5 separate regions of the Mus musculus genome follow, and all the other regions are linked to region 3. Evidence: chromatin loops called from intact Hi-C (ENCODE). Cell type or tissue: gastrocnemius. All regions are shown on one strand. Links, peaks and the distances in the headings refer to the core of each region. The heading gives the core; the rest is flanking DNA. Region 1 overlaps Mgat4a (mannoside acetylglucosaminyltransferase 4, isoenzyme A). Region 2 overlaps Mgat4a (mannoside acetylglucosaminyltransferase 4, isoenzyme A). Region 3 overlaps Cracdl (capping protein inhibiting regulator of actin like). Region 4 has its middle 27 kb from the start of Inpp4a. Region 5 overlaps Mgat4a (mannoside acetylglucosaminyltransferase 4, isoenzyme A).

Region 1 (5,859 bases), core at 288-5,287, 160 kb before region 3:
AAACATCCTGAAACTCAGGTTGACAAATACTTGAAGAGCCATGGTGATATGGCTAGCTCAAGCAAAGGAATACAGAAAGGCAACCCTCTGCTCCTGGCAGGTTGATCTGAAGCCGAAAGCCACCGATTTCCTGTGAACACAGGTCTGTTACGTTATGTGAGCTTTAAGCTGGTTTATGGGCAATACAAAATGCAACCACACAGAACGCTTCCCACCACCCTTACCTATTAACATATCTACAGAAAATGTGTTTAAATAACTGTGGCTGGTGTCCTTTGGGATGGAGAGCTGAACCGTTCTGGTATCTACTGGAGATTGTGGGGTGGGGTGGGACTCCTCTGAAGAAAGCTGAACCCGTGAGCAGTCTGAAAGCACTGGACTCCATTAGCCAGGCCTCTTCAGTGGGACTCCGGCCCCTCCCTCTGTGGCTGGCGTCATAGGGATGGGCACTCAGAGCTGCTCACTAAGTTTGCCTAAGACATTTTAAACAGCAAATGGAAACCATATGAAAGAAGAGTAACCACTCAACTGTGAATTGAAAACTGGGATATGCACGTCCCAGGAATGGGATGCTTGGACAGAAGAGAATTAAATAGGCATAAAAGGCAAAGAAGGGCTGGAGAGGGCTCAGTCAGTAAGCACAAGGAGCAAGGATTAGATCCCCAGAATGGGCGGAAGAACAGGTACAGCAGCACTTGCCCCAAATCCCTAAGCTGGGGTTGAGAAGGCAGGACAAACCCCGGCCTCACTAAATAACCAGGCTAGTGAGCTCCAGGATCCAAGGCAGAGCCTACCTGTCTTTAAAAGCTACGGTGGAGGGCTGGAGAGCTGGCTCAGAGCTTGAGAGCACTGGCTGCTCTTCCAGAGGTCCTGAGTTCAATTCCCAGCAACAACATAGTGGCTCACAACCATCTATAATGAGGTAGGTCTGGTGCCTTCTTCTGACATGCAGACATACATGCAGGCATAACAGAGTAAATCATCATCATCACCATCATCATCATCTTCTTCTTCATCATCATCACCACCATCATCATCTAAAGCTAAGGTGGAGTGTGACAGAGGAGACACCCGACTTTGACCTCTGGCTTATACACATCCTTTAAACCTAGGACTTGGGAGGCAGAGGCAGGTGGATCTCTGTAAGCTGGAGGCCATTTTAGTCTACAAAGGTTCAAGCCAGATAAGATCACATAGCAAAAAAACAAAACAAAACAAAACAAAAAACAAGGAAAGATATTAAGTAATCAAACAACTGAAAACAAGATATTTCTTCTATGTGTTGAAATATGTATGAATCCTGAAGACACATTATATAAGAGAAACCACAGTGCAAAGGACCATATATAGTGTACAAACTGCATTTATAAGAAATATCTTGTAAATTTATGACAGCTGGCTCGGGCTGAGGGAAACAGAGGAGTGGGTTTTCCTTGTCGGGCTGCGGAACAGTTCTAACACTCGGCATGGCAGCACCCGGCTGAATATAACGTGGATCGCACAGAAAAGCAAGGTAAAAAACATCAGGGAAACAGCATCTCATGCTGAGCATCCAGCAACGAGCAAGGTCAAGGGCGTTTCGCTCTCCTCGGGGTGGGCACACAAAAGCTGCACACACACACATATACACACATACATACATACACATATACACACACATATACACACATACACACATATACACACATACACACATATACACACATACACATATACACACATATACATACACATATACACACATAAACACACATACACACATACATACACACATACATATACATACATACACACACATACACGCATATACACACATATACATATATATATACACACACACAAACATACACACACACACACACACACACACACACACACACACACGCAAGGGTGGGTCCTAAGAGGGCAGAACATCAGCAGGAGCCAGAAGCAGCAAGCTCCTTTCTCCACCAGGAAAATTTCAACTGGCAATCTCAGAGATCCCAACATTTGGAGAATTACTGAAATGTGGCCCCTCCTTTAGCCCAAGGCCATGTGGAGAGGAGGTCCCAAGGTTCCATTCTCTAGAAGAATCTAGATGCCCTAGCATCTTGAGAAATGTTCCAGGAGGCCCATTCTAGTCTCATCTTGGGGACACTGGCTGTAATAACTATAGCAGCCAAGACAGGTGGACTTAGAGAAAGGAAGTGGAGTCACAGTGGCAAATGCTGTCATGGTGGCAGTACCTCTGTGTAACTGCCGTCTGCAGCACCTGATCTAACAGCTGGCATGGCAGCCTGCTCACAAAGCACTGAGGAAATTCAGCTTAGCCTGAGTCCCTAAACAGCTGATCTTCATGCCCATTCCAGTGGTCCTACCCCAACAGAGAGACGCTCACCTCCCTATCTCAGAGCAGATATGCTTGCCCCCAGCAGCCAAAGCAGCAGCTCCTGGCAGACAAAAAGCCTTACAAAGACCTTGCCCAGGGACAAGAGTCCCAGCCCCACACTCTACACAGTAGTTCTGGGCCACAGCTGTATGAGCTTAGACAGTGTATACCAAACCACACCACAGCCACACCCTGGAAGCCATCTTCAAGCACACATTTTTGAGGAGCACGGGCTCTCTGCCCACTCATTCTGAACAGCAGCTCTGCCTAAACTGGGATCTCGGCTTACACCCTTCTCCAACTGCAGATTACAATTAGTTCGATTATGAGTGCTTGGGCCAGAAGTTGCCACAGGACCAACTTGCAAGGCACTCAAGCAGAGACTCTAGCAACTTTGTCCACACTGTTACCAGATCTCTCATGCCAGTCCAAATAGTGTTCATCCCTGCTAAGCAACACCTAGAATGGCCAGAAGAGAGAGCTATTTCCAAGCCACAAAAACTCCAGGGACAGAGGAATCAGGGGCGGGCTTTTCCACTGCCACCCCCCTGGCAAAAGTTGTGACAGTTCCAATAGTGAATTCTACAGAAAGATCTATCAAACATGGCTGTTAATTCACAAGAATAAGCAGAAACAAATCTGCCCATGCATGGTGATTCAGGTCTATGATTTTAGTTACTCTGGAGGCTGCCTAAGTTCAAGGCCTGCCTAAGTAACTCAGTAAGACCCTGTCTCAGGAAACTAAGCATCTCAGTGCTTATGCCAACATCCATGTACTGGGCAGAAGCAGCCACCAGTGAAATCCAACCCCAACTATCAAAACTCAGAAACAAAGGGAAAAAATCCTGAAAGCAGAAAGAGGTAAGAAATCTAACACATATAAAGAATATCAATATGGCTATTAGGAGATTTCTAACAGGAACCCTACAAGACAGGGAAATGACGTAATATATTCAAGGAACTGAAGGGGAAAGATGACAAGATCGTCCTGCAAGGCTGCCTTTCAGAAATGGAGAAACAGGACTGGCAAGGTAGCTCATTGGTAAGGCAATGTGCTGCCACGTTTGAGTTCAATTCCCAGGGAAAAGGGGAACGGACTCATGGGGAACCCATCCCCAGAAGCTGTCCTCTGGTCGCCGTGTGTGCAATGGCTCAAGCATGCCCACCCATACCCTGTGCACAGTACAATTGTCTAAATATATAAACAAACGGGGGTGGGACCCAAGTCCATCACTTTAGAGCACTAGCTAGAGAAAGTTCTTTGAGCTGAAATGAAAGTCCTCCTATCATTACGGGCTGGAGAGATGGCTCAGTGGTTCAGAGTGCTGCCATCCCTTCCAGAAGCCCTGGCTTTGATTCCCAGCAATCACACGGTGCCTCATAACCACCTGTCACTAGTCCTAGGGCATCTGACACCATCTTTTGGCCTCCTCGGACAGTAGGCATGCAAGTAGCAGACAGATATAGCAGCAGGCAAATGCCCATACACATTTTATTTAAAGATTTTATTTATTTATTTTATGTATATGACAAGTACACTGTAGCTGTCTTCAGACACAATAGAAGAGAACATTGGATCCCATTACAGATGATTGTGAGCCACCATGTGGCTGCTGGGAATTGAACTCAGGACCTTTGGAAGAGCAGTCAGTGCTCTTAATTGCTGGGGCATCTCTCCAGCCCCCATACACATTTTTTAAGGCACGGAAGATATCAAAGAACAAACTTGGTGGTAAATGGCACATGAAGCATTCTCTAGGACTGTGCTGGCATTTTTAAAGCAATCAGCCCTCAGTACAAAGTTTATTGACCATAGTGACCACAAAGCATCCAGGAAACACCAGGTAATGGTGGAAAGACTCCAATCAGAGGCGTGTGTGGCGGGGCAAAGGCGTAGAGCTGTGTGTGCACCGCCAACGTCGGGCTGTCAGGTTGTTCTATGGGAGCCTCACAGAGACTGCAAAGCAAAACTCTTCAGAAGAGGCAGGAAACACAATCAGAAAGTGCTCAGAGTGCTCAGAGTGCTCAACTGCACAAAACCACAAAGGCAGGCAGTAATATAGAACACAGTGCCAGCTGAGCCAGAAAACCACGAGAATGATGGCAGAAGGAATCCTTACCGATCAGTGAGTGCTGTGGATGGAAACGGATTCGGCTCTCCCATGAAAAAGAGTGACTGAGTGGGTTAATATTCTCTCTCATTCTCTCTCTCTCTCTCTCTCTCTCTCTCTCTCTCTCTCTCTCTCTCTCTCACACACACACACACACACACACACACACACACACACACACACACACCAGTATGCTGCCTCATATTATCTTTGATTACATATACAGAAAGTGAGGAGATTCAAAAGGTGCTCCAGGCAAACGGAGACCAGCAGGGACCAGAGACTACCTGTACTTTAGTCCTAAACTTAGTAAACAAAGTGGGCTGCAAAGACTGATTACCAGTCAAAGGCCATCATCGAGGCAGAGACAAATGGATCTCCGAGTGCGAGATCAGACTGGACTCCACAGCTCAGACCAGCCAGGGCTACACAGTGACACCCTGTCTCAAAGAAAGGCCTTTACAGAATGAGAAAGCATTTTCATGTACAGCTTTAAATAACTCATGAATTTAATATCGGACCACATACCACACGAAAGGGTCTGAAGAGGCCACTAAGGCATGCCGCTCAAGTCTAATCTGACCTGAACTCTGGAAGTGTTTGGGCTTCATGTCCTTTGTCCTCCTGTCTTAGGCTGACTCCTCTGAGACTAGTGTCCTGACACAGCAAAGGCTGCCTCGGGTTGTTTCTGCATAACTTCCTCCTTTCAGAACCCTCAGAGTCTGAGATTTTTCCAGCAGCTCGGTTGGTATTCTTCCTTCTGTACTGACGCAGAATGTTGTTACCAGGTAGAAGCCAGGGCTCACGGCATTTATTTCTGTCTCTTGGACAACAGCCTTACCCTGCAGAGTCTACGGCCTAGTGTCTCAGAATGGTCAACTGGACATTTCCCTTCTCTCTAGCTGCTTTATGTCAGAAGGTTCACCACCACCAGAAACACACTTGATTTTACATACTAAAGAGACAGTGAGAATTCCAGGAAGGTAATTTGTACCTGACAATCAGCAGGACCAAGAGGACAGACAGCATGTTCAAAAATGGGGTTGAAAGCTTATGAAAACAAAACAAAAAAAACAAAAACAAAAAACAAAACAAAACAAAAAACCTTGTTTTCTGCTCTGAGACAAAGAGTACTACTGCCCACATAAATACTTCACTTTTTAAACTTCAAGCAAAGGCAAACACATACCACAGTATTTCTGTGAGCTTTACTAGTTTCTAAAACGGTCGTGTGCTGTAATATAGTGAGTCAGAAAGAGGAAGTTAAAAGGCTAAAAAAATTAAAAAAAAAAAAAAAAGGCGACTACTTCTTCTTCATTTGAATGATCTGTCCTAGCTTTTCTGTCTCCTCTCATCTGCAGATGACAGCAGACATTCCCA
Region 2 (5,859 bases), core at 437-5,436, 97 kb before region 3:
TGGGGAAGGCATCTCTACTGTCCCAGCCCCCCTCAATGCTAAAGATAATCATATCATCATAAATTGTAATAGATGGAGCTTTAAGAAAAACACTAGTAATGTTGCTGATGTTTAAGAAACGAGATCCAAAGCAGAGAGATTCCAAAACAAAACCCACACTGAGGGAGAGTGGAGTTTCTGTATTACTAGAACTCTCCCAGGAGGTAAGTTCCCTGATAGGAAAAAAAAAAAAACAAGCACTCGTGTTATGGTCAGTTTTCTTAACGGTGAGTCATTAGCTTTATTTATGTCAAGAACAATCATCTCTTTGACTCTAGCGATTCTAATTACATCCTCTCATTAGGTGTAATCAAGAACTGAAACCAAGCCAGAAGGAAGGCTCAGTGAGTTAGGGCGACTGCCCACAAGCCATTGCCCTGAGTTCAATCCCCAGGACCCAGCTGGTGGAAGGAGTGAGCCAACTCCTGGAAGCTAACTTCTTGTCATCCAAATTATGTCAAGGTGGCACACAGGCAAAATAGCTAAATGAATGATACAATGTATTTCTAAAAGAATTTTCAGCTGAGACTTTAAAAGCATACCCAAATAACTTGCCTGGAGCAAAATTTTCACCTGTATTTCTCCAGTGCCTGAGCTAGAACCCAACTCAGAAAGACAGAAAGTAGGGGAAAGAATGTAAGGCTTATTCACAGATTACCTGTGTTTCTCATGTCCCTCTGCTTACGGTATACAAGCAGATATGCACATAGCTACGGTTCAAATGTATAAAGTATATATGCCCAGAGAGGTATGTATTACTAACACAGGCATAGAGACATAAATGCACAGCAGAAATCAATCATCTTTATGGGCCAGGAAGGCAATGTCAACAAGACAAGCGTCAAATACCCCAGGTGATAAACTCTAACAATGACTACGCAGCATCCCCAACACTGCCACCCTCCCTACCGTCAGCACTTCTTAAATCAATGCCAGAAAAGAGAAAACAAAACAAAACAAAGAGCAAAAGACCATCGCCCCTTCGAGTAATTCTAATCAACAGACAACAGTTCTAGAGTCTCCACACAATTATAATTTATGAAACTTCTAATATTACGATCAGAATTTCTCCTGATTGCCAAAGGAGCAATCTGTCAAGGCATGCAGCCCGAGGCGTTAGCCACACACCACCAAGTCAGGACTTTAACTAGTATGTATGTTTCCTGAAGGCCCTGATCACCCTCTTCGAAGTATTTTCTACAACACTGCTGGTATACAAAACTTTGGTTTAGCACACCAAAGATGTATTGATTGTGATGACTTGTAAAAAAAAGCCTTTGTTACACAATGTGGCTTTCCAAAGTGTGATCATAAGATACTGAAAACAAACGGGCAGGAGTCAGAAGTCTGTATCAGTCTGTCCAAGAAAACTGTTTCATTTTTGTATCAAAAAAAGCCACCAGAACAAAGACAGAGGCGTGAGCTGCAGGCATGCAGGCTCAACCTATTTCCACTCGGCTCACCTCTGTGGCATGGTGTACTCTGTCACCCACAGTGGTTCAGAGACCTCCTCCTTACCTTTCCCATTTTGCCACGTGGTATACCAGGATAGGGTAAGGAAGGACGTGACAAATACCAGCGCAGTGGCCACAGTTCCATTTCGGAGCCTCATCTCATTTCACCATCACACTGGTTAGCAAGTTGGCGATGACAAGCAAGACCGGTCTCTCTCCAGCCTCAAATCAACAGAATCCAGAACGCCTTGGTCCCGGGCCAAAAAAAAAAAAAAAAAAAAAAAAGCAATTGATGAATTGATGATTGAGGTTCACTTCAGATGCTGGGCAGAAGGCGTCAGGCAGCAAAGCAACAGTGGGTATTGCTATTCCAGATTGTCTTCGCAGTTTTCAGAGGCTGGGGGCTAAGGGATGCTTCTTTTTCTTCTTCCTGTCAGGGAAAGAAACGAAAGGAAAACTCACTAAATAATACAAACCAGAGGTTTCTCCATTTATTATTCAGTGTCAAAGGCAGACTCTTGTCAAGCCTAAACTGTACTTATGAAGACCACCCCCATATTAAAATGATTCATTTCTTATAGCAGAATTATAAGGGTCTTTTTCCTCAAAAAAAAAAAAAAAAAAAAAAAAAAGCTTCAAACTGTATTCCTTCCTTCCTGGCTGGTTCTGTCTATGGAAAACATAAAAATTTATGGTTGCTCATTTAAAGGGAGAAGTTGTGGGGCTCACAGATTCCCAAAGGGATCCCTAACAACTGAGCCTTAAGTTTCATCCCCCTCTCCCCGAGTTATTATTCCGCTGCATAAGAGCAAGCAATGGTTAAGAAAATAAATAAAAATAAGGGAATGTACAACTGCAATAGTTTGAAGAGTCTGCTGCCCAGTGCTGACTTATGGCATTACTGAAATGCCCTGACGTGCCTCTTTTCTTCCATGCCTCCAAATTTCATCTATGAAATAAGAAAGCGACGGACTCTGGTATCCCACATACCACAAAATCCTTACAATTATCAATATCCTCATCTTGAGTTTTAGAGAGACAGCTGGAAATATTTACACGTTCAGAAGAGGCAGTGATCTAGCCCACTCTCTCTCGGCCACAGCCTACCCCATTGGGTTATGATGCTCAAGAAATGAGGAGGACCGCGCTCGCTGTTCAGCTAACTAAAATTCTTTAGAACTGGAAAGGCATGAGGTTGCTAAGTAGAATGCCCAGCACAAGATAGGCCTTCAATAAATACCAACTGTATCAAAGAGAAAAATAAGCCAACAGATGAGCCAGCCCCTGCGTGGTCCACGCTAGACATAACTGGTCTCACCCCCTAGGGGCTTGTCAGGCAAGCGTTGATTTCTAGTGGCACCAAGGGGTAGCACCACTTCCTGTGATGCTACAGTAAATGAGCCTCTAGTGGGGTGAGTTACTGTACCTCCAAAAACAATTATCAGGCCCAAGAGACACATCTCTCAGTGGAAGGGCACGCCTGATTAAAGCAGCCATTTGCAGGCAATTCACAAACTACAACCTCAGCTATTTCTAGCACTGTGAATCACTGGGAATCTCCACTAGCCAAGGAAGACCACACAGGGACAAATGACAGTGTGATGGTGAGGATGGTTACTATACTTCACTGGCTTTTTTCCTTTATTCTGGGCAGTAACAAGACTTAAACCTTCACTAAGTCCTTACAGGGCAAGCGTTACAACCCCTATTTTATACACAAGGAGGTAAACCCAATGAGAAACCTCAGTTTCAGTAACTTCTAGGTTTAAGTTCTGTTTCTGTTTGTCTGCTTTTTGAGACATGGTTTCCCTGTGTTGCTCTGGCTGGCCTAGAACTGTCTACCGTCTACCCTCGAACTCACAGAGATCTGTCTGCCTCTGCCACTGCCTCTGCCTCTGCCTCCCAAAGTGCTCAGATTAAAGGTGTGTGTCACCATGGCCTGGCAGAATTCTTATCTGCTGCCTTTTGTCCCTCAGATTGACCGCTTACACCACAGCAGGACGGAGTTGCTGCAGGAGACAGTCGCAGCTCAGATGAGACTAGAGAGCCTTTCTGAGTGTTAACTTGGCTCGACAGAAAACATAAATTTTCCAAATGTATTACATTTTAAAAAATGTTTTCTGTTCTGCAGTAGGCACAAGCCTGTTATGGTATAAAAACTACAGAATGAACAGAAAATTTCACAGTCCAAATGTGCAACTCTGAACAAATTTCCCACTTCCTGCAGCCTTTGGCTAATCCCTCCCTCCTGAGTCCCCAACAAAGCCTGCCTGTTAGTTTCTCTGGCCAGGAGCTCTCATTTCCATGTAAAATTCTAGAAGCACTACATTCCACTGCACGGCCTGTGACTACCTGAGCACCTGGTATTCCAAAGAGGTTCTCCAAGTTGCTAAGACCTAATTTATTCACCTCCCATGGCTAACTTTATCCCAACTATGCCCATGCTGACCACCTACAACCAAAGGTCCTCACTGGGAAAACAAAATCCAATGATTTTAAATTCCACCAAGTACCTAATCTATTAGCTCAATAAAACACTCAATGATGACTTCTGACTCTAAGAACAGGGGCACTACCTCAGTAAACTGTGACTTGGAATTTTAAGCCTGGTATGACATTATACAAACACACTTTTCACTTTCTGTCTATATATAGTCATATTTTGCTTCAGGGAGGATTTTGTTGGGGAAGGGCAGGTAGAGCTGATTATTAGAATAAATATCTAGCTGACATAAATCAGGAAGTAGAGATATGCAGAATCATTCTAAAATGATAATTTAAAAGGTTTTATTAATGGGGCTGGAGAGATTGCTCAGCAGTTAAGAGCACTGTCTGCTCTTCCAGAAGGCCTGAGTTCAATTCCCAGCAACCACATGGCGGCTCACAACCATCTGTAATGAGATCTGATGCCCTCTTCTGGCCTGTAGGGATACATGCAAGCAGAGTGCTATATACATAATAAATATATAAATCTTTAAAAAAAAAAGTTTTTATTAAGCTAAGTGGTGGTGGCCCATGCCATTAATGCAAGCACTTGGGAGGCAAAGACAGACAGATATCTATGAGTTCGAGGCCAGTCTGGTCTACAGAGCAAGTTCCAGGACAGCCAAGGCTACACAGAGAAATCCTGTTTCAAGAAACAACAACAAAGAGAGAGAGAGAGAGAGAGAGAGAGAGAGAGAGAGAGAGAGAGAGAGAAGTTGTTTTATTACATACAAATGAAGCCTATATAAAAGTATAAATGCTATAGATTAGCCATCCATAATACCCCAGAAGCATATGGAGTATTAAATACTGGGCCTAAGAAGTTAGCAAACCCCATTTTAGGGAAGATACGGTTAGGGAATTCTACTAATAAGTTCTGACATCTCAAAAGGAGGAGGAGTGTTACACTCCACCGGAATGCAGCTATTCATTTTACACCAGGGTTTTCCAAACTAAGCTTCATCGTGAAGCACACGTGAATGAAATCTCCAGAGAGGAGGAAACAGAACACACCTCGTACCCTTAAACCACCCCAGGCAGCTTGAGGCTGGCTCGTTAGACACAGGTGACCTACATTTGTGTCCGAGGCCACATATGTGAATACTTATCTACCGCCCTTACCTTAAGACTGTCCTGGCTATATTAATTGATAACAACCAAGTCTTTGAACAAAAAAATGACTACGTAACTAGCCATTCCTCCATCCTCCAAAAGAGGCTTCAACTCTAAACCGCAGAATGAGGAATATGTTTTGTTAATAGATTTAACAATCTTGCATCTGGGTTTGTTTTTTTTTTTTAATTAAGTTTTTAAAGTGTTCTCTGAAATATCCCATATGTTCCACGGCTAAGAACACTTTGGTTAACATTTGGTAGAGTCCTTCATCAGCATCCCACAGACAAAACAGAGGTGCCTGAAAGAACAAGAGGCACGATTCATGACACCCCGGATCAATGAACACCATGACGTAAGCCTGCACAACTTTATAAACCGCAATTATGAAAAACTCATGCCCTTTCCACTTAGAGAACATAAATATTTCTTTTATACAGCTTACATAATTTCATTGTCTAGTATGTGTTATGATTTACACTCAGGGGTTAATGGAACCTATGTCACCATAACCTGTTAGTAAAACTATTCTTTAAGCATTTGGAAGAGAAAGGAGCCTGAACCACAGAGCGCGTGTTACATGATTCTAAATTTAGATTTTTACATTCAAGTGAATAACCATGTCATTCTTTTATCTTTTACTAAATAATTTGTCGGCAGCAAAAAGCACAACAGCAAAATAGATGGCAGGCTCGAAGAAGATAACATACCATCTACAGCTATTTCCGAATTCTAAATGTAAGCCGTGAACCCGCTCCTGAGATCACAA
Region 3 (5,859 bases), core at 364-5,363:
ATTTTCTTGGGAGAACACCCGCACGGGCCGAGCAGGGTCCTGTCCCGATTCAGGAAAGAAAATACTGTCGTGGGAGAGGGCCCGGCTGCCCATAGTACCCCTGGACTCCCTAGGATAAAAAGAGCCACTGTGAGCTTCCACCACCTCCATCTGCCCCTGATCCTAGGGACTCAGAGTGAGAGAAGGGATAAATTAATGTGATCCCCCCAAAGCCCTCTGTCACACACAGTTAGCAGTTGCTTCTCTGTCCCTTTCACCGTCAAACACTAGTCAGAACCTACAAAAGGGGCATTTTCCTAAGAGATGTGAAGCTTGTGGATTATTTTGATTAGTGGAAAAAAACCGAAAGTTTGGAGGCGTGAGGTCCGAGTCACTAGCCTGTGGAGAGGAAAGTCTGGTGCTGGCTGGGTCCTGTGGGAATCTGTCTCAGGTGCCCTGGGAATGTGAGGCTGTGGGCTGAGGGCTAAGCTAACGTGGGGCCCATAAGCTGGAGGCTGGAGGCACAGCAGCATCTCCCCAAGATGGTCCAGACCATAGACACAAGAACTGCAGGCCTGTAGAGATGCTCTCTGCATGGATGATCTGGCATGGTTTGTGTATCCCACAACTGTGCTGTGACCGGAAGAGTGGAAGCCCGGCTGACGTCTAAGGACCTGACTCAAAGAAAGTCCCAGGACATTCATAAAATGCTCTCAGAGGATATGGGAATTAGCCGTCAGAACTCCCTAGCCTGCTGAATAATAGGTGGAAGGAGGTGGCTGAGACATTCAGTTAAGGAAGGAAAGCGGCCTCTGCATGCACTGGACATCTTGTGTGCACCAGCCCCACCCTGTCCTCCTTGGGCATCCTGTCTTCTATGAGGCACTGGGGACTTGAAGGTGTGGCCTGTCCTACTGCATATCCAACTGTGTTGTAATACTATATGTATGTGTGCATTGTGTGTGTGTGTGTGCGTGCGCGCACTCACCAGGAAAGTATTCTTCCATTGAGCATCCCAGCTCAATGGTGTTTCCTTTCTAGCCTGCAAGTGGAAATCCAGAGTGCCTGGAAGGGTGTATCTTCACAGACACTCAGAAGGACTCAGCCCACAGAGCACACGCTCCAAATGCCAAGGACATGCATGCACTTAGATTTTCTTCCTACAGTCAACAGCCTGGGTCCACCCTCTGGAATCCCTAACTACTGCCCAAACATCTCCAGTCCAGGTGTAACTGGCGTGTGCTTACCAGAACACACGGGACAGAAGAATGTGGCACATCAGTTGGGCAGAGCAGTGGGAACATGCAGACATGCTGAGCAAGTACTATGCCTGCTAATGGTTTTTAAAATAAAAACTGATACAGTGGCAGATACACGAATGTGGTTTAAGTGGGAAGGAAAGAACTGGATAGGGAGACAGTGTGAAAGGTAACAACAGTTACAATTTTGTCTTTGGAAATATACAGTGTGTTACCCAACAAGACACAAAGTCCATCCAAGAGGGAAATCTCTAAGACTAGGGGGGGAAAGCCTAATTTTACAGCAGACACAATGGCATATCATGGCACAGTACTGGGGAGTGAGAGGCAGGAGGATCGCTGTGGAAATGGGGAAAGAGAAGTCACTGTTACAGGAAGAAAGCAGAAAGCAATTTCATCACAAGCCAAGCTTTTCCGTGTAACAGGAAACAGGATACAGGGAAATAAAGCAAGAAGTTTCATCTCCCCTGGAATGAAACTGCTCAGAATTCTCTCAGAAATAAACCTATTTCCTAGTCCTACCCAGTAGTGGTCTAGAAGACACTATAGCTGAGTAGCCATCCTGGCCACCACACCCATGCCGTGATCTCCAAGGCAAGTTCTCTCTGACAGGAAGGAAACACAGCTTGTGAAAAAGATCCAAGCCAGGAAGCATACAGCACTGAACTGGGACGTCTCCCTGTGCAGGAAAGCAAGGAACCTTTCAGCAATGGCTGGGCTCACGACCAAAGAGAGGGAAGCTAATCAGAAGGAAGTCTTCACATCGCAAGATGAGACAATGAATAAAGACTGTTATGGACTAAGGCACACCAAATATATTCGAAATCAGAGTGTTTGGGGTCGATGTGTATGGAGCTGGGTTGGTAGAGTGCCCAGCTAATATGCACAAAGCCCAATGTTCCTTCTGGAGTACCGCATGGGATTGGGTGTGGTGGCTTACACTTATAATCCCAACACTCTGAAGATGGAGGGATGGTTGAAGTGCAGGGTTGTCCTTGACTATACAGTGAATTTGAGGCCAGTCTAGGTTACATAGAATTCTGTGTAAATAAAGCAAAATTTAAAAAATTTAAAAAATACAATGTTCACAATGATCTTTTAGAGGGAAAAAAAAACTTTTTTTTTTTTTTTTGGTCACAGTTAGGTGTGGCAGTGTCAGGGACTACTCTGGGAGCAGACACCACTCGAACACCAACCAAGCATTAGTTTGTTTTCCCTGAACAGCTTGTACTTCAGGCTCTCATGAAGTTGACAAAGGAAAGCTATTTTAAAAAAAATTTTAGATTTATTTAATTTACACACATGTGAGGGTTTGCCTACATAGATGGATAGCACATGCATGCCTGGTGCCTGAGGAGATCAGAGGACATCGGATCTCTTGGAACTGAAGTTACAGATGGCTATGAGCCACCATGAAGGTGTTAGGAACTGAACCCAGATCTTCTTCAAGAGTAACAAGTGCTCTTAACTGCTGAGCCATCTCTCCTGCTCCTGATAAAGGAAAGTTCTTCATAGAAGAAACCCAGCAATGTGTAAAATGAACAGAGGAATTAGAAACCCACAGTTTTTGCACTGAGGAAATGGACCATCTACATGTTAAGGGCATCAGATACAAACCGGGGAGTAATGACAGCGACCACTCAGGATTAAGATTGATAGAATAGGGCTGGGGAGATAGGTGGTCTGCTCTTCCAGGGGTCCTGAGTTCAATCCCTAGCAAACACATGGTGCTCACGACCATCTGTAATGGGATCTGGTGCCCCCTTCTGGCCTGCAGGTGTACATGCAGGCAGAACACAGTACAGAATAAATAAATCTGCCTTTTGATACAGGGGCAGGCCACACATCTCTCCAAGCTCAACGTCTAGGCCTTTAGAGCAGCAGTTCTCAACCTTCCTAACCCTGAGATGTTTTAATACATTGTGGTATTCCCCAATTGTAAAATTATTTTTTGTTGCTACTTCACAACTGTAATTTTGCTACTGTTATGAATTACAATGTGAATATCTGATATGCAGGATATCTGCTATGTGACGCCCAAAGGGGTAGAGCCCCACAGGTTGAGAACCGATCATCTAGATCACTATGAGCCAATATAGAATCAGGAGAACAAAGGCTGTAGCTCCAGTGTACTGAGGGCAGATGCAGAGAGCAGGGTGTTCTGTAGGCAAAGGGACCCAGGGGGCTGTCACTGACGAAGCCAGCACCAGGACACCCCAGCACAGGCCATCTGCCTGTGACCTTGCAGAAGTTGCTGCAGAGTCTGATGACAGATTCTCACAGAAACTAAAGAAACTGTCTGTTCGTCAGTGTTGACCTGGAAAAAGTCATCGTTCCCTCTAGAACCTCATTGTACCGGGTCTCTAATCACCTTTAAATTTTAAATTTTTTCTTTCTCTTTTTTGTTTGTTTTTTTTTGTTGTTTTGTTTTGTTTTGTTTTTTGAGACAGGTTTTCTCTGTGTAGCCCCGGCTGTCCTGGAACTCACTTTGTAGACCAGGCTGGCCTTGAACTCAGAAATTCGCCTGCCTCTGCCTCCCGAGTGCTGGGATTAAAGGCATGCGCCACCAAGCCCGGCTAAATTTTTTCTTTTTTCTTTTATCCTGAATCAATCATTCAATCTCTCTCTCTCTCTCTCTCTCTCTCTCTCTCTCTCTCTCTCTCTCTCTCTCTCTCACACACACACACACACACACACACACACACACACACACACACACACGGTGGTGGTGGGGTGCACGAGAGCACAGGTGCCTGTAATTACAGTCCGGCGCTGGAGTTAGACAGCTGTGAGCCACCTGGTGTAGGTGCTGAGAACTGAACTCAGGCACTCTGTAGAAGGGTGTGCAATCCTAACTGCTGAGCTGTCTGTCTCTCCACCGGCACCCCCACCATCTTTCTTTCATTAACTAACGTCAATCATGTTCTTACTGTGTGCTAGTCACAGACAGATATCAAGGGCCCTGTCCCACTTTCCTTGGGTTCCTATGAAAAGGAACACGTATGGGTTGCATCCCCAGAGCCTGGTCCTCTAGCTACGTTCCTGTTTGTGGCTAGAGAGATTACTTCCTGGCTTGTTTTTTAAACACAAGGAGATGGGGGTAGGATTAGAGTTTCCCTGGGCTAGCCAGAACTGCCCCTTCCCCAACAACTTTGCAGTCATACAAGGCATCTACCACCCCCACCACCCCCTTCTACTTCAAGCTAGCTTGGGGGGGGGGGGGAGGCGGGGGGGGGGTGGGGGGCAGGACCACTGGTTCTCCAGCTTCAGTCTTACAGCTCCACCAAGTGGCCAGTGTAACTTCTCTGCCTCTAGAGCGATATCCTCCTGGCTAGCATTTTACCCTGACATGAGAGTTGATGTTTAAAAGATATTTCAAGCTTCCTCCTCTTCTCTTCAGTCCAAAATACAACCTTGTGAGACACACAGCTGTATTGTGATGAATTACAAGTTACAAAATAAAAGTATTGTTCCCCCAGAGCTGCCTGAGTGTCCATCCCCAGTGGATCTGAATTAGTTAGGTCCAGACAAAAAGCCATAGCCTTGTTATCCACAGGCCTTGCTCTAGAGAATGAGCCCTTACTTAATCATCGTTCAAGTCCAGAGATGTGTGTTCCTGGTACTGTGTCCCAGGTCTTAGGGCATTCTTGGATAATTTAAACCAGGGTCCGTGTCCCAGTCCTGCCTTTCTGTGAGATTCTGGGCAGCCTACCTGGTCGCTTTTGGCTGATTTTGCTGATTTCTGTTATGGTTCAAATCTTTTGCAGCTACTTTGCTCTTAAAAAAAAAAAAAAACTGTATCTCTGGGTGCACACATGCCACAGTACCCAGGTATGCGTCAGAGGCAAGCTCCGATGGCAGTCCTTTCCTTCCAGCTTGTTTGGGACAGGTCCTTTGTTATTCAGCTCACCCCCCAACCCCAGGCAAGCTTCACCACCCCCAACCCCAGGCCAGCTCGCACCCCTTCCCCAAACCCCAGGCCAGCTCGTCCATGAGCTTCTGGAGCAAGGCCTGCTTCTGCCTCCCGTGTTGTTTCAGGAGCTCTGGAATTACAGACCTACACAGAACCATCTTCCCAGGCATAGCTGTGAACTTCTTTCTGTATATTTTTTAGATTTATTTATTTTATGTATATGAGTACACTGTCGCTATCTTCAGACACACCAGAAGAGGGCATAGGACCCCATTACAGATGGTTGTGAGCCACCATGTGGTTGCTGGGAATTGAACTCAGGACCTCTGGAAGAGCAGTCAGTGCTCTTAACTGCTGAGCCATCTCTCCAGCCTGTGAACTTATTTTTTTTTAAAAGAGTTTATAAAGTTTTATTTTATGCTTTTGAGTGATTTGCCTGCATGTACATACATGTGTCATACATGTAGACTCTCAGAGGCGTCAGAGAGCTCAGAATTAGAGTTACAGATGGTTCAGCCATCATGTGGGTGCTGGGAAGCAAATCACAGTTCTCTGCAAGTGCCCTTAACCACTGAACCATCTCTCCAGCCCCAATTACCGTGACCTTTTAAACGGTTCCCACACCCAGCAGGTAGCAAGTACACAACCAGCTTTCCCCCACCTTTCTCCATCCCTGTGCTTGGAAAAGCTAATAGACACACCATGCAC
Region 4 (5,859 bases), core at 292-5,291, 360 kb before region 3:
GCAGACAGCCATGTTCAGACTGTCTTAACATGAGAAGATACTATATTACAGGGGCTATGGTAGTACAGGTTTTAATGTTGAGAACCTAATCTAAGAATTCAAAGGTTTGATCCTGAGGAGGCAGGATCAGTGGGCAGCCATTGGCTCTGAGCGAGAAACTCCCCTGGGCTTACCTTTTATAGTATGGATACCACCATCACCAGAACTCATGTTATAATCCCTACACACACACACACACACACACACACACACACACACACACACACACACACACACACACTCACTCACAAATAAACCATTAGGATAGCCCAAATCAGTAGCATCAACCAATGATAAATATTAACATTATATATCTTGTAGCATTTTCAATTGGTAACACTCGATTTTTCTCTTGTCTCTTTGGTTCATGCTTTTAAGTGTGTAATTTAGTGTATCATAGGTTAGTACCCCCCAAATCCCAGGCCTGGCATGAATCATTAATGTCACTTGTGAGGTGACACTCACAATGAGCTGGTAGTGATGAGGTTAGACAGGAACTTCCCTTGGGACCTTTGAATTCTTAGATTAGGTTCTCAACAGAGAGTTCAGCGTTGTGCCCTGGCTCACCCACAATGATGCTAAAGCAGAAAGGACAAGCTAGAGAATTTCCTAACCCAGCAACAAACAAGGAGAACCCATGTTCTGAGTTCCAAGGAACCAGGCAACCAGATGGAATGAGGCACTTGGACCCTATGTTGGTTGGAGTGAGAAATGTTCTCATAGTCTTGGGCATTTGAACAGTTGCCCCCGGCCAACAGCTCTGTTTGGGTGTTATGTCCTTGTCGGAGGAAGTATGTCACTAAGGGCCAGCACTGGCACCAAAAGCCCCATTCCATGTCCAGTTTGCTCTCTCTTTTCTGTGCTTGGGGTTCAAGACAGCTCTCAGTTTCCTGTTCCTGGCTGCCACAATTCTCTGCCACAGTGGACTATTAATGAAAGAGTGGACTCTTAGTGGAAGCCTCACCCCCGCTAAATCCTTCCTTCTATAAGTTGCCTTGGTCACAGTGTTTTATCACAGAAGACTAACTCATACACAGCCCTTAAAGTAATGACATTGGCCTGAAGGTGTGTTGAGCCCCCTTTAGATTCCAGTATATGCCATGATACTCCCTCCCATGGCTTCACCCCCTTATATATGATGTTTTTATAGCACAAAGGGACACTGGAGATGGTTCAGGCCCCCAAACTGCACCTGATCAGGTGCCTGCCCAAGGCTTTCTACCATTTCCTGTACCCACCAAAGATCTCACTCCGTGTTTGAAACAGTGAGCTGAAGATAGCCTTCCAAATCACATCCCCACAGAATACCATGCAGCCACAATACCCCTTTGCTCAGAACTTTAGGAAGAAGAGCCTTGCATCAATTTACAGGAGAAAAGTAACCATCTCTAATTCTACACTTGTGATGGTTTATCTTGTCAGCTTTATGGGATCTGGGATCAACAAAGAGGAGACACACCTCAGGGAAGGTCTGCCTTTTCCAGGAAGAGTTAACTGAGAAGACTCTTCCCTAGGGAGGACAGTGCTTTCTAAGGGGTGGCCCATCTATAGAAAGTCAGGAGTGGGGTCTAGTTTGCCTGACTGCCTTCCATTCTAGCTGGTATGTGCATCTATCCTGTTGACTGTGCTGCCTCTGCTGCCACCACCATCCTCTGAGCATCAGACTCCAGCTTCTACCTTTCCAATATGGACTGAGTACCAGCAGCTCTCCAGGGAGCTTCCAGGACTTTAGTCCCAGATTAGGAGAACTCTGAGAGGCTCTTGGCCTCTGTGGCATGCAACCACTGTTAGACTAGCCAGCCTGTGCGTGTGTATTAGTATATTATATATTCTATTAGTTCAGTTGCAGCACGCAGATAGCCACGGTTAGACTAGCCAGTGTGTGTGTGTGTGTGTGTGTTATATTCTATCAGTTCAGTTACTCTAGACAATCTTGCCTAAAACACTTTTCCTTCACAGAGGTTGCTAAAGTCTCTGTCCTTGGCATCACTAGCTGGCTGCCAGCAGACAGACTGCATTAGTGAAGAGTAAATTACATCTATGCAGAAGGTGCTGGCTGCTGGGATAAATGGATCCCAACACTGGGTGGCAGATGCAGTAGGTTTCTTACTCTGCCTCCCCGCAGGGAGGATGCTCCTGGTTGGCACAGACCTGGTGCAGTATGACCTGCACTACTATTTTTTTTTGTCCTCTTTTACTTTTATTTTTAAAATTATTTATTTACATTCCCGTCATCACCCCCTCCCAATCCCTCCTCCCTCCTCCCATAGTTCCTCGTGCCATTCCTCCTCCCCTTTGCCTCCAAGAGGGTGCTCCCCACTACCAAACCTCACCCTTCCCTGAGGCCTCAAGAAGACTAAGCCCATCTTCTCCCACTGAGGCCAGACCAGGCAGACCTCTGCTATTTAAGTGCCAGGGGCCTCGGACCAGCCTGTGTATGCTTCTGATTGGTGGCTTGGTCTCTGGGAGCTATCTGGGGTCAGGGTTAGTTGAGAGTGTTGGTTTTCCTTTTTGTCTTCTTCTTGATGTCTGAGCTCTGCAGCTGCCAAAAGAGCCCAAGGGCTGGGGAGGTACTGCTGCTTCGTCATATCGGCTAAGAGATGTCCATCTTCCTGCTAGTGAACATCTAGTTTCAGGATGGAGGCACGGGGGTTGGATGGGAAGAGGAAAATGGAAACTGTAGCCTTCAACTGAGCAGTGGCTTCCCGTGACAAGTACACTCAGAATCGTCATCCATGAGGAGTAAAATCAAGCATACGATCCCTCGGGACGAATCTTCAGCACACTATTGTGATGTTTGTGACTCTGCTTTATACAATGAAGTCAGTCCTGTTAACCATACCAAGGACTCATCCCCTACAGAAGTGCTCCATCTAAGGGGAACAGTAGATGCATCAAGCTTACCCAGGAGATCTTCTGATTGGTCACTGCGTATAGTCCAGGATGTCATTAGGAGCAGCATAGACAGAGTCCCCACCAGTGGTGCAGACTGTTCAGTCTTTAGCTCAGAGCCACAGGAAAAGTTAGCCTTTCTTTGCAGACCGTGTTGGTTCAGAGTGAAAGGATTGTTCCGTTGCCTTGATTATGCCAACCTACCAGCAGATGGCAGTAGAGGATCTCGCGCTACAAAGTGATTCTAAGTTACAAATGCTCTTAACTTCTGAGCCACCTCTCTCTCCCCAAGACAGGGGTGGGAGGTGGGAGGTTGTGGGGGTTCGGTTCTGAATTAGATGCCACGGCTCAGCTCCCCCATACTGCTGCAGCAATGCCTCAAAATGATATACTCCATTTCTGAGCTCTTGTTCCAGTTGCTACTGAATAACTTTAATGTCTCAACGAGTGTAAAATTCCTTAAGATTTTCAATGTTGCAAACAAACAAATAAACAAGCAAAATGAGCTATCATGTCCATAGACAAAGGAATGGCAAGACACACGTGCCTGAAAACCGTCAGAGGAACTGGAGTCAATTCCTAGCACCCACTTGGTGGTTCCCAGTGATCTGTAACTCCAGTTGCAGGGGATCTAGCGCCCTGGTCTGGTCTCTATGGGTATCAGACACACACGTTCGCGCAGGCAAAACAGCAATATACATAACATAAAAATAGATTAATATTTTGAAGAAGAACCCCTGACTGTATTGCTGTGGGGAAGGGGCTAATACACAACCACTCTGTCCAGGTAAGACTCTCAGCTCCTGGTGAAAATTGTCAAATCGCTTAGAATCACTTATTAGAACGAGATCTTCTCCTGCCATCTGCTGGGAGATTAGCGTAATCAAAACAGAACAATCCTTTCACGGGTGTGCTTTGGTGGAGGTGCCAAACTAGAGCAACCATGCGTGATATCCCTGAACAAATATGGTCACTAAAGAGGCTAACTTTTCCTCCGGCTCCGAGCCAGAGACTGAGCAGTCAGCGCTACTGGAGGGAACGCTGTCTATGCTGTTCTCGATGACATCCTGGATGATATGCAGTGGCCAACCAGAACAAGTCCTGGGTAAGCTTGATGGCTTTCATCTGTGTTTTCAAGAGTATGACATCAATTTCAGCAACATAGTGAGTTCGAGGCCAAATAGCAGGAGATTGTCTCTGTGCAGTTCAGTTCACCAGCCCCCAGGGAGTTCTGGAGCTGCATGGGGAAGTAGGCTCAGTTGTCAAGGTGACTACAGGTACTAACTAATGGGCTTTGTGCTTGTTTTAAGTGTCTGGGAGGGGCTCCCAGGTGCTCAGTGTCCTCAGTGTGATGTTCTGACTACATGACAATCTCAAAGGTGCTGGCAGTGAACACCTAGCAACAGCCACTTCAGGTCCTGTTTCCTCCTGATCATGTTTTCAATATTGGGGAACACTGGGTCAGGGCAACCTTAGTCATAGGCCCATTGGCTACCAGAGTCAATGACCTGGAGCTTGGACTTCTCAGTCCCAAGAACTGTAAGACATAATATCTGTACAGGCCAGGCTGACCTCCAACCTCCTGCCTCAGCCTCCTGAATGCTAAATACAGGTGTGATCTACCATGGGCACCCCTCCCCCCTTCTAACCACCTCTCTTTTCTACTGGTAGGATCCCAGGCAGCCAGCACAACTACAGGAGCCTTGGGAACTGGCTGACCTGAGATCCCTTGGCCTGTACCAGGGACAAACAGTTGCAATGGCCCTGAGGTCAGCTGTTGGCTGCAACACCACTAACCCACAACAGCTCCAGAGCCTGAGTCCAGGATGCTTTGCTGAATGGAACTACAGGAAACAACATCTTTGCTTGTCCCTCCTACAGATCCAACTAAGTGTGAATAGACAGTATTTTCTCCTTGTATTGTCCTATCTAAGGTTGGCCAGATCCATTGAAGAGGAGCCCAGGAGTAAAGAGCCTCCTGTCCTCTGGACAGCACTGAGTGTCCATCCACTCTTCTGCAGCCAAAGAGAACATTCCATCAGCTCACCATGTTGATAGCCTGCCCCAGGCAGCTGGGCAAGTATCACCTTTTTAGTGTTGTCTTGCTAGGGTTTTACTGCTGTGAACAGACACCACGGCCAAGGCAAGACTTATAAAGGACAATTAATTGAGGCTGGCTTACAGGTTTAGAGGTTCAGGCCATTATCATGAAGGTGGGGAGCATGGCAGTGCCTAGGTAGGCAAGGTGCAGGAGGAGTTGAGAGTTCTACATCTTCATCTGAAGGTTGCTAGCAGAATACTGACTTCCAGGTAGCTGAGGGTCTTAAAGCCCACACCCACAGTGCCAATTCCAATCCAACAAGACCACACCACTCTAACAAGGCCACACCCACTCCAACAAGGCCTCACCTACTCCAACAGGGCCACACCCTCTAATAGTTCCACTCCCTGGCCGAGCATATACAAACCACTACAAATGTGTTATTGCTCTTCTTAACCTTTATCTTCGCTCTTTTTCTTATAGTTTTTGGCACTGAGAAGTCCAAGCTCATTGGACTCCCGTCATTGACTCCGGTGGCCAATGGGCCTATGCCTAAGGTTGCTCCGACCCAGTGTTCCCCAACATTAAAAACATGATCATGCCCGGAAGAAACAGGACGTGAAGTGGCTGATGCTAAGGGTTCACTGCCAATGCCTTTGAGATTGTTGTGTAGACAGAACATCACACTGAGGACGCTGAACACCTGGGAGCCCCTCCCAGACACTTAAAACAAGCACAAAGCTCATTAGTACCTGTGGTCACCTTGACAACCCAGCCTACTTCCCATGCAGCTGAACTGCACAGAGAGTCCCCTGCTATTTGGCCACAAACTCCCAACATTGCTGAAACTGATGTCAGACTCTTGATAATCTCCCCGTGCCAGCCTC
Region 5 (5,859 bases), core at 424-5,423, 190 kb before region 3:
AAGGGCTCTATTTGGGAAGAGCAATGGAGCCAGTAGGAAGGCAGAGATGCAGTAATGGAGGGTTGGTATAATCAAGGTAGATGAGAGACACATCTAAATGTATCAAAACGAAACCCGCTATTTGGGCCAGGGAGGTGACTCAGGATGCAGGCACTTGTCACTGAGCCCGGTAAGTTCAATTGCTGGAACTCACTTTTGCAAATTCTCCTCTGATCGTCACACATATTCACTCTGGTGCATGTGTGTGTGATTAAAATCAAGAGAGTCATTATTTCTCTACAAGGAATACATAGTAATTTAAATAAAGAAGGCAAGCAGAAAAGGTCTGCTACAGGAAGAAATGTGACCTTCTACAGACATCAATGTCCTATATTCATCTTTTCTTGCTGTAAAGATAAACAGAAATGATGTAAGAAAAAGTACCAAAAAAGTAAATTAAAAAAGAAAAGAACAAACTGGGCAGTGGTGGCTCACACCTTTAATCCCAGCACTTGGGAGGCAGAGGCAGGCGGATTTCTGAGTTTGAGGTCAGCCTGGTCTACAGAGTGAGTTCCAGGACAGCCAGGGCTACACTGAGAAACCCTGTCTAAAACAAAAACAAAAACAAAAACAAAAAAAGGAAAGAAAGAAAAGAACAAAAGGGAGGGAGGGAGGGAGGGAGGGACGGAGGGAGGGAGGGAGGGAGGGAGGGAGGGAGGGAGGAAATCTTTCTGGGGCAAAGTTCTCCAACCCAGCGGTTAGTCAACTTTTCAGTTAAGGACATTCTTTGTAGGCCATAAGGACAAGCAAGAATGCTAATGAAAGTAATTTCTGCCTAATTTTTATAGATGAAAGTCAATATATGTTCACACATGTGCTCTGGAAAACAACTCCTTATTCTTGAACAACATTCCACTTAAATGAGAGGTCCAAAGTTAGTTTTCCTGCAAATATCTGTCACTGCTGACATGCTAGTGATTGCTGTTTCCCCACTGTATCCTTGAGACATCCCCTCACCCAACCCAGGTACCACCAAACGCCAGTACCAATCCACACACACACACTTTTTTAAAATCACATTGTGTTGTTGGTATGGAGTGTGCATACCACAACTGGTGTGTACATGTGTGGGGTATGCATACCACAGCCTGTGTGTACATGTGTGGGTGTGCATACCACAGCCTGTGTGTACATGTATGGGTGTGCATACCACAGCCTGTGTGTAGATAGCACAGATTTCAGCAGTTGGTTCTCCCCTTCCACCATATGGGTTCAGAGGATTGAGCACAAGTCTGCAGGTCTGCGTGGCAAGTGCCCTCACCCGCTGAGCCATGTCTATAGCCACAGACACATGATTGCTGTGGCGAATACTCTCAGTTGGAAATTATTTACATATTTATTTTTTGATTTTCACTTTCTGCCTTATTACATTGTAATGACTCCCTGCCAGTTAGAGCAAAGAGCCTGTCCTGTAGTTAAAATGGATTCTGAAACACATCAATTCTTTATCTGCACTGAAGCATCTTCAAGTCTCTGCTGCCACTATATGTCTGGCTTGGATGAGGTGTCCTCTCTCCCTCTCTGTACATGTGAACTGTGTTCTATTATACTATTTGTTCTTTACTTTCCTAAAGAATGAGGTTAGATGTGATATTAGCTTAAAAGAGTCCCAAGTTTCACAGTAGGTTTTGGCTGTGACTCTTTCTCAGCCAATTATCTATCCATAGTAATTTTTTTGTGCCCATAACACCTACTACCAAAGTGCAGCATCGATTATGGGTCTTTCTTCAAAAAAATTCCTTTGTTTTTAATTTTTCTTTCCTTCCTCCCTTTTTCTCCCACAGAGTTCAGCCCAATAGGTAATGATCGGAGGAGAAAAGAGAGACAAATGCTAGCGTGGCTGCTAGCTACATACAGGGTAGCACCTTCAGGGACATTCAGCTAAAACTTAAGAGGCAAGCTGAGCATGCCAAAGATGAGCATTCGTGCCCATCACGTTAACCTTTTGAGCAGAGGCTCCATAACCCTAAACTGAGCATGCGCGGAGTATCCGAAATCGCACACGCTCAGGAAGGCCTAATCCGTACCAGGATAAACGCTGACTAAATAGAATCCCCAACACACTTCCTTTATTCAAAACAAAACAAACAAAATCTCACGACTGCCACCTTGCTTGCTGCAGATCTTAGATCTATCTCCATTCTCTTCTGTCTCAGGGTTGTACTCACCAAGAGGTGAACCTACTGCATTTGGTCACAATTAAAATCCCAGACTATGGGCACGGGAATGGACTTCAGAGGTCCCGTGGCTCTCCTTCCACACACTGGCCAACAGTCCTTTCCCAAGATCTCTGTTTCTCTACTGAAGGTTCTTTCTTCTGTCTTCTCATAACTTTAATTCACCGAAGTAAATCTACTGTTTCTTTTCTATGACCATGGCACTTGGTCTACCCCCAAATACACCCAGCAGGGGGCGCAATAATTGCCTGCAGGTTTGCTGCTTACTTTCAGCCATGCTTTTTGGCTTAGAAACTCAGTTAAATTCAAGTCTAGCCCCCGACAGGTTATTCTTTCTCTAGTTTTCCCCATTACACATTTAGCTGAACCCCGATTCCATTTACCACCCCTAAGATCCTCCAAGGTTCTTCAGGTGCCAATGTCAGGCAGCCAGCACCCCAACAAAGACAGCATACACCCCCCCCCCCCCGAGGGTCAGAAGTCCGTGAAGACCATCCAGAAAGAGGTGGACAGAAAGAGGCGGCAATGGAAAACTCCACATCACTGAGATATAGCCATGGCACAGGTGACAGAGGAAGCCAACCAGACAGGAACCCCTCCCAGCCCTCCCCCTGTATGCAAAACCCTGTCACGATCAGAAACCCAGTCTGGCCAAGGGAACAGGACAGCTGGGCATGCTGCTGTAATTGTCAACTTAATGTTTGACAAAGATTTGTAACAACTTTGGGGCTCAGTCCAGGCAATAAGGGCTGTGTTATTAAGTAGACATTACCTATTCTGAAATAGCCATCTTCTAATCGTTTGTCTTTGGTTTCTTTGCTGATTTCCAAACTGTCGCTCTAAAATCAAACAAAGGCAACAATTGTATGAGTGGTTAACCCTGTTTAAATCAAATCTAACTTTGTGAGAGTTGCGTTTGTGGCATAGCCATGAAGAAAAATGACATCTCAGTGAAGAACTCTGAAAATCTGTTGGTAGAAGTTATTTCAGCCATGCTGAAAGAATATAAAAGATGTTCAGAAGATCTAAGTGTTCCTTACAGAGCAGTGAATTAACTGTGCCCCGTTCATCAGGCACTCAATGTGCATTTGGCATCATGGGATTCAAAAGACACTGTAGACACTGTGCTAAAATATGAAACTTTTTCCTAATACAAACAGCCATATTATTTTCCAGTAGAAAGCAGAATGAAGACTACAAATAAAACAACATCAGGTATTCAACATTATAAACTTAATACTGCCACCCACCATTAAAGTCCTATACCACACGAGAGTTTTTGTTCATCTAATAAGAACAACCTCTAAGTATCCATTGTGACAACTGGCTTTAATTGGTACAACTAGAGATCACCTGGGAAGAAAGCCTCAGTGAGGGGCTATTTTGGGTTGGCCTGTGAGCATATCTGTAGGAAGTTTTCTTAATGAGGAAAACCCAGCCCACCGGAGGCAGAGCCATTCCCTATGCCCTTAAATGGTTCCCAAGCCATGTGTGAGGGTGAAGAAAGTAAGCTGAGCACAAGCATGCATGTGTTCGTTTCTCTCTGCTCTTGAGTGCGGGTAGATGTAACTTGATATTCAAAGTTCCTGCCTTGGCTTCCCCACACTGATGACTAGAGCCTGGAATTGTGTGATAAAATAGCCTCTCTTCTCCTCTCCTCTCCTCTCCTCTTCTCTCTCTCTCTCTCTCTCTCTCTCTCTCTCTCAATTTATTTATTTATTTATTTATTTATTTATTTATTTATTTAATGTGAGTACACTGTCGCTGTTTTCAGACACACCAGAAGAGAGCATCAGATCTCATTACAGATGGCTGTGAGCCACCACGTGGTTGCTGGGAATTGAACTCAGGACCTCTGGAAGAACAGTTGGTGCTCTTAACTGCTGAGCCATCTCTCCAGCCCAGCCTCTTTCTCTTAAATTGCTTTGTGTCAGGGCATTTTATCCCAGCAACAGAAATGTAACTAGACCCCCCCCCCCCCCAAGCGCAGCAGTCGCTGCCGTACCTTAAGAGGGAGAACATCCACGGTCGTGTTCAGCAGGATGTCTCCTGGGTGCTCTTGATTGCCGCTGTGGAACAAATAACTGGAAATACACACCAAAGAATGAACAGCACAAGTCAGACCTGAGTGTAAAAGACCCAAGAGCACAGCCTCACCCCAGAGTGAGCTCTTGGAAGGTTTCTGAAGGCACAGGCTGATCATACCCGAACCTGCCACCACCCAGCTGACTCGAAAGCGCTGCAGAAACTGAGACTGAAGGATGCAGCCCCGGGCTTCGCATCATCCCCATCAGAAGCCATCATGCTTGCTGCTTAACACTCAGCAGACACAGAACTGACCACAGGCTGACTGTTTGTACCAGCTTCCTCTTCATCACGGAGCAGTGCCTTGAGTCAGAATTTCCAGGAGGACAGTCATGGGCTATGCCATGTTCAAAGCCTACCTTCAGGGTTATGAGTTTGGAGCAGTGGTAAAGCACACGGCCAGCATGTGCAAAGCCGTGGGTTCAGTCCCCAGCTAGAACACACAAAGCATGCCTCGCAGTAGCTAGGCGTAGTGGCACATGCCTTTAATCCTAACCCTTCGGAGGAGACAGACTTCTGTGAGTTGGAGGCCAGCCTGGTCTACACTGTGAGTTCCAGGCTAGCCATAACTATACAGTTATATAGTAAGACCCTGCCTCAACAAACAAACAAATAATTATACACCATTAATGCAGAGTGGGGTCTAGAGCTGCGTGACCAGTCTGATAGTCAAAACTCAGTATTAGCCATCATACTAATCAGCTAAAAAAAACCACAGAATCACATCAACTGACCAAGCAAGTGCATCTGGCAAAATTCAAAATTGGGATTTCTAAGATGGCTCAGTTGGTGAAAATCTTTGTTATCCAAGCATAGGGACCTGAGTTCAATTCCCCGGAACCCGTGTAAAAAACCCAGCCTAGTCACACCAGTGAGTTTTAGGAAAAAGCAAGATATCCTGCCTTTAAGGAAAAAAAAAGGAGGGGGGCTTGAGCAAGAAGAAGCCTGAGGCCCGTCTCTGGCCTCCATGTGCAGACACAAAATAAAAAGAGCAAGTCACACCAAAATTACAACTCCACAGATGGGGTCTGTGTCCGCGAGGTAGCCAGATGCCAAGTACAGCCTACAGTCAGCAGGCATGCCTACGTACGCGCCTAGGCGTGCACTCCAGCACAGTAAGTCTGCACAGTAAGGTTTTAGTAAACAGAGGAGAGCTGAAGGGACCATGGATATCAAATTATTTAAAAAAGAAAACAGTCTCAAATTTTATAAAATGGATATGAGTCCCACAAAACCTAAAAGGGCTGCAAACGCCCATGGGATGCTAAAGATGGCCTGCACCAGCAGAAACGCTGACGAGGACCGTCATCCAGTTTAACCAGCTGCTGGTCTAATAACCTGCTCTCCCTGTGTGCGGAGAGAGCCTAAGAAAGAGACGTGGAAATTGTGAGGTTTCAGGAAGACACCGAAATGAGAGTAACAAAAGTTACTGATTAAGTTCAGGTCCAGAAATAATAGAATCTACCAAATAGAAGGCCAGTAGGATGGCTCAGCAGTTAGACCACTTGGTATCAAGCCTGAATGAAGGGCGAGGTTCAGTCCTCAGCACTCACAAGGT

The links. Peaks named below come from ENCODE experiments on the same cell type or tissue, not always from the same donor. Only the 100,000 strongest peaks of a DNase experiment are listed, where the experiment ranks them.
Region 1: it touches region 3 in a loop (5-fold over the local background); 37 of 42 quality-filtered maps call a loop at or near these places.
Region 2: it touches region 3 in a loop (6-fold over the local background); 17 of 42 quality-filtered maps call a loop at or near these places.
Region 4: it touches region 3 in a loop (10-fold over the local background); 41 of 42 quality-filtered maps call a loop at or near these places.
Region 5: it touches region 3 in a loop (6-fold over the local background); 25 of 42 quality-filtered maps call a loop at or near these places.

Annotation. Positions count from the first base shown.
Region 1 is chr1:37,469,105-37,474,963 of GRCm38, forward strand. All of the region lies in intron 5 of Mgat4a (mannoside acetylglucosaminyltransferase 4, isoenzyme A), which reads right to left. Among named protein-coding and RNA genes, the nearest start is that of Gm39627, 32 kb to the right of the region's middle. In gastrocnemius, for the core only: a CTCF peak has its summit at 2,845 (motif pointing right); no DNase peak of the experiment used is centred there; H3K27ac peaks cover 104 bases.
Region 2 is chr1:37,534,482-37,540,340 of GRCm38, forward strand. Mgat4a (mannoside acetylglucosaminyltransferase 4, isoenzyme A) reads right to left here. Exons shown (of 16, transcript NM_173870.3): 2 at 1,558-1,923. The coding sequence starts at 1,651. Among named protein-coding and RNA genes, the nearest start is that of Mgat4a, 3.6 kb to the right of the region's middle. In gastrocnemius, for the core only: no CTCF peak of the experiment used is centred there; a DNase peak (open chromatin) is centred at 438; H3K4me3 peaks cover 632 bases; H3K27ac peaks cover 518 bases.
Region 3 is chr1:37,631,843-37,637,701 of GRCm38, forward strand. Cracdl (capping protein inhibiting regulator of actin like) reads right to left here. Exons shown (of 10, transcript NM_028096.1): 4 at 1-109. Among named protein-coding and RNA genes, the nearest start is that of 4930470B04Rik, 19 kb to the right of the region's middle. In gastrocnemius, for the core only: CTCF peaks have their summits at 3,008 (motif pointing left) and 4,539 (motif pointing left); DNase peaks (open chromatin) are centred at 2,993 and 4,504; H3K27ac peaks cover 2,265 bases.
Region 4 is chr1:37,269,528-37,275,386 of GRCm38, forward strand. No RefSeq gene overlaps it. Among named protein-coding and RNA genes, the nearest start is that of Inpp4a, 27 kb to the right of the region's middle. In gastrocnemius, for the core only: a CTCF peak has its summit at 3,138 (motif pointing right); a DNase peak (open chromatin) is centred at 3,144.
Region 5 is chr1:37,446,108-37,451,966 of GRCm38, forward strand. It overlaps Mgat4a (mannoside acetylglucosaminyltransferase 4, isoenzyme A), which reads right to left. Exons shown (of 16, transcript NM_173870.3): 13 at 4,222-4,300; 14 at 2,989-3,055. Among named protein-coding and RNA genes, the nearest start is that of Unc50, 19 kb to the left of the region's middle. In gastrocnemius, for the core only: a CTCF peak has its summit at 2,445 (motif pointing right); a DNase peak (open chromatin) is centred at 2,449.